2 separate regions of the Homo sapiens genome follow, and region 2 is linked to region 1. Evidence: chromatin loops called from intact Hi-C (ENCODE). Cell type or tissue: pancreas. All regions are shown on one strand.

Region 1 (2,500 bases):
CCTTTGCTATATAATATTCTGCCTTCTCTGAAATAAATTCCGTACACTAGCCCCCCTCCTGGCCCAGTTTCTGCACTACTGTGGAAATAAAAAGAAGAACCTGTGCAAAAAGAATTCTCAACCTCAATATTGAAGTCTGGATATTCCAGAAATGAGGACCTCCAGCCCCACAGTGGTCCTCAACTTATACTGTGAATCAGAATAATCTGGGCAGCTTTTAAAAAATATAAACGTCAGTGCCTCATCAGAGATCTGATTCAATGGCGTGGGGTAAGGCTGCCATCACTGTTATTTGTGTTTTGTCTTTTACTGTTCTCAAGCAATCTAATATGCAATCAGGACTGAGAAGCAGCGTATACCCGATTCAGGTGCTTCATCAAACTGACTGCACACCCAAATCACCTGGGGATCTTGTTAAAAATATGTATGTGGTGGGACCTGAGACTCTGCATTTCCAAAAAAAGCTCTCAGGTGATGCTGATGTTGCCAGTTGGTCCATGGACCACAGGTGGAGGAGCAAGGGTATAAAGCCTGGGCCCCAGTCTTTCTTATCAGCCCTCCAAGTGATTCTGACACACCAAAGTTTAGTAGAAAGAGAAGTGGCTTTGGACAGGCTGGCCTGAGTTCCAATCCTGGTCCCAACACTGCCTAATTGTGACCATACCCAAATTACTGATCCTCTTTAAACCTGCACCCATGTATGCAACATGAGAGTTATGGGTTGAATTGCATGCCCCAAAAAGATTTGTTGAAGTGTTAACCCTCAGTACACCTCAAATTTGACCTTATTCAGAGATGGTGTCATTGAAGATATGATCAGTCAAGGTCATACTGGAGTAGGGCGATCCCTTAGTTCAATATGACAATTGTCCTTACAAGAAGATAATGCAACGACAACCCTAGGAGAGAATACCATGAGACAACAAAGTTAGAGACTGAAATTAACAGCTGTGAGATAAGGAAAGCCAAGCATTGATGGCAACACAGTAGCCTTTAAGAGAAAGGCACAGAACACATCCTCCCCTAAAGACTTGAGAAAACATGGCCCTGCCAACCCCTCAACCTCCAGCTTCTCACCTCCAGAACTGTGAGAAAATAAATGCCTGTTGTTTTAGGTCACCTAGTTTACACTATTGTGTTATGGCAGCCCTAGGAAACTAAGACAATTAGATACTAGCATCTCCCTTGCTGAGATGCATGAGACTGAATCAGGTGAAGGTGCTCACCCTGCTGTTCAGGGCAGGATGGATTTCCTTTCCTTGTCAGAGGTACTAGGGATAAGCGCCAGGGAGTTATCATCCCCCTTAAAGGAAAAGTAGCTGCTGAGAGATGTGTCCAGGCATCTGGCCTCTTGGAAGGCATTCACAGGCTGCAGCCACAGCAGCTGGGCCCATTATGTGCATGCACACCCACTCGGGTGCTCCTGCCGGGTTGCAGGAGCAGCTCTGCTCATTATGAGTGGGAACAGTTACAGGCCCGGCTCGCCACAGAGGCCCATTCTGGCCCAGGAGGCTCTGACAGGAAGGCCTCCGGCAGAACTGCGTTAGGAGATGATGTCAAAGTTCAGGGGCCCTCCTGGAGAGGAACAATCAGAACCATCATTGTGACCCTGGCCCTCACCTAGACAGGCTGTCACATGTCGAAAAGAGAGGGATATTCCAAATCTCCCTTGATTACCCAAAATCCATCAACACCATGAGGGCTGTTTTTTTCTTTTTTCTTAAACAGTAAATAATACACAGACAAAGTTTATTCTCACTCTTCAGAATGTACCTGCTCTTAAGCTGTTACACTCCAGCCCCATTAATTTGGTCATCAAATAATCTCAAAGAGACTATCACGCTAATGAGGATAGAGATGAACATGACATAGACCAGACCTGGTGAGAAGAGAAAAAATAATTAATGAACATGTACTGGGTGCTTAGGACATGCCAAATGGACCGCATAAAATCTAGAAAACGGAGATAAGTAACCTGTGCAGGGTTACACAGCTCATACCTAGAAGTGGTAGTAGGGTTTGAATTATGGGCTCTAAGCCCCATTCCCTTCCTACTCTCCCATAGCTATTTCCTATCAGAGTTAGCCAAAGCAAGCGAAATTTAAGACAGTTTTGGGGTAGACCAAAGATCATCGCCATTTTACTCCAGAGCTGTAAGAATGAAATAGCTGCTTCCATTATCCACTTTAGTGTTCCAAAACCAATTCTTCAAAGTAATGCATTTCACATATACTCTCAAGGGATATCCCATGCTCTGACTTCTCCCAGTAAGGAACGGCTTTTGAACAACTGGAGTCAGATCACAATGAGAAAGTGAGTTCTGGACAGTCAGCACTCAGTGAGATCCCCACCAATCCCACTCCCTCAGACAATCACTGGGCTTAACAACAAAGAGATCATCCAGGATAGTTCTCTTTTGATTCATGTTCCACATCCTACATGCCTTTTTCCTAACAATGTCCTTACTTCACCATGTCAGTGGGTTATCTAAAAACGGTGG
Region 2 (2,500 bases), 110 kb after region 1:
TTGGTGAATGAGGGTCACATGGGTGATGAGCACATGGTCATGCACACCATCAGACTTCCACTGAGCCACCTACTAAGTGCAGATTCCCTAAGCTGGCTCCAGCTGAGGCAAGAGTTCCCCTACCAATCCATCAGTAGGGGAGATTTTAGTTTTGCTTCAGCTTCACTGGACACTTGAGTGGTGTTCTGGAAGCATTTTCCACTTTCACAAGTTCTAAGCATGAAGGAAGCTGCTTCTTGCCTCCAAATTACAAATGGCACATTCCCTGATTTCAAATTATATAAATGGTAATAATTTTTGCATTTTACGGCTAAGGTAAAATTTAAAGATGAAAGGAAATGAGGGAGGTATTCTGAATGCATAACAAAACTAGAAACCTTTCATCAAAATTTAAAAACAGTATCAAACTTACTCCTTCAATATTTAAAGCAAAAGCAACTTTGAATTAAGAGAATTTCTCGGCTCAGACAATATGAAATGCTATTAAGTATCTGTTTTCTGTTTTTCTCTCAATGACAATACATGACAAGGTCTTCTAAGTGCCCAGGATTTCAAGATGGGGCTGATGGTTCCTTCAGCTAATGGAGCTCTAACTCTAACCAGCATTGTCTCTCAAAGGCTTTGAGATGAAAAGGCAGCCAGGGAGAAAGGATTGAAAGAGATTCCACCAAAGGAAGCATCGGCTCACAATGGTTTCAGAATCAGTTAGCCCCCAAGACACCCCCAGCCACAGTAATGGGTGATCTGAAAATGAAGCATATCAAAATGCTATTGATAAGCTAAATTACCAGACAGCTTATCTGAGGCCCACATCCGCCATATGGTGCCCCAAGTTCTGCCGCCTGTTGCTGCCATAACAATAGGCACGCCTACCCAGAAAGCACCATCAGACAGAAACCCAGCAGCGGCGGCATGTGGGGCAGCTACTGTGTTTACATTTTATTTTGTGCCATTAGCTTTGTTCCTCCCCCTATCCCAGTAGGGATTTGAAACACACACACACTTAATGTCACAAATCCCTGTTACCTGCAGAATGCATGCATGCAGTCTGCATGTGAGCACGTGTACGGGGATAGATCAGGTGAACAGAGAGAAAACCAGATGTCAACTTCAGAAATGGAGCTGCCCAGTGGGGGAGGGCGAGCCAGGCAGGCTCCCAGCTAGAGCTGCAAGCAGACAATGCGCTTTTCTCAACAGGCTCGGGCGGGCGGGCCTCGGGGAGTGGCTATTTAAAACACTTGGCTCCTTTTATTTCACCACCACGGAAGTGAATTCGGTTCTTAAGTGCCAGAGCAAATGAAGTCATTTGGTTTCCGCGGGCTCTCCGCATCTCAGCAGAAGGAGTCAGGCTGGACGAAAGTCGGAAGGCCCATCTAAGTTGTTCTTTCTTACAATTAAAATTGATTCCTGGAGGATTAGGCGCTTGGGCTTCATTTAGTTTTTTTCTTTGAAAAGCTATTAAAGTCAAAGAAAAATTAAGGGATACAGACACTGGGATGAAAGCCGTCAAAGACGACTCCCTTCACAAAATGCCATCAAGTCACAGAGTAAAGAAGGAACAGATAAAGCAATTACCTTCTAAAGGCTTGGTTGGTATAAAAGATTAACAATGATTTCTGTCAAATACATTCATAACAATTGCGTATTTCTCTCTTAGAAGACTCCCATTTTTGCAGATGGTAATAAAATATTCATTTATTTAGTTTACTATCTATTAGAAAAACACTGGTTTTCAAAGAGAACTCAGCAGTGTGTAGCATCAGGTTATACAAAAATGCTTGGATACAGAGCAAAGCAAAAAAACAGTCTCTTTCTTAATATTCGGATCTATTGAATTATTACAGAAAGGCACTCATTTCATTCCCCTAGATTTACTCACACCTAAGCAGACAACATTCTTGGATGAACTTTTCAAATTTTCTTAAACATTCCAAGTTTAAAAAAAAAAATCCCCTTTCAAGTTAAATTGAGATTGCACTTGAACACCATCCAAGAGCAGAGCTGAACTGAATTATGATAATTAGAAAGCTGTGCCTATTAAAAAAAAAAGCAGCACAGTTGATGCATTTTTTTAAAAAAGTTCATGCCAGAGAATATAAGTTCAATATGTTCTCACATAATTAACATTTCCCACCATTAGCAGCAGTTTTTCAGTTTATGTATCAGTAAGAACAACAGTGTTGTATATTCCCAGTCAAGAGTGTTTCAGTCACTTTACACATACATCTAAACCTGTCAGATGCCTAAAAGCAACCAGAATTTCCCATTAGAGATGACGGATGCTTAACTTGTTCATCAATAAGCCAGCTTTTTCTTTTAAGCCCATTTTCCAGGGTCCCATGCCTGCAAATTAAAACTGCTAATGAAATCCTAGGACAGAGCCTTCAAAACAAATGTGAATCACGAAAAAGGATAGAAAGCATTGCATTAGGATAGTAAAGACCAGTTTTAAACAAGGCGGGGTGGGTGTAGTGCATGTAACACACCCTTCCCTTGGCCT

Evidence for each region. Peaks named below come from ENCODE experiments on the same cell type or tissue, not always from the same donor. Only the 100,000 strongest peaks of a DNase experiment are listed, where the experiment ranks them.
Region 2: a loop joins it to region 1, with 2.9 times the contacts of the local background. A loop is called at or near these places in 21 of 110 quality-filtered maps.

The regions. Positions count from the first base shown.
Region 1 is chr11:12,793,652-12,796,151 of GRCh38, reverse strand. All of the region lies in intron 3 of TEAD1 (TEA domain transcription factor 1), which reads right to left. Among named protein-coding and RNA genes, the nearest start is that of TEAD1, 120 kb to the right of the region's middle. In pancreas, no CTCF peak of the experiment used is centred here; no DNase peak of the experiment used is centred here.
Region 2 is chr11:12,679,198-12,681,697 of GRCh38, reverse strand. The region is part of intron 2 of TEAD1 (TEA domain transcription factor 1); the gene reads right to left. Among named protein-coding and RNA genes, the nearest start is that of TEAD1, 6.0 kb to the right of the region's middle. RefSeq lists enhancers at 1-662, 682-976, 663-1,380, 944-1,503. In pancreas, no CTCF peak of the experiment used is centred here; a DNase peak (open chromatin) is centred at 1,177; H3K27ac peaks cover 1,857 bases.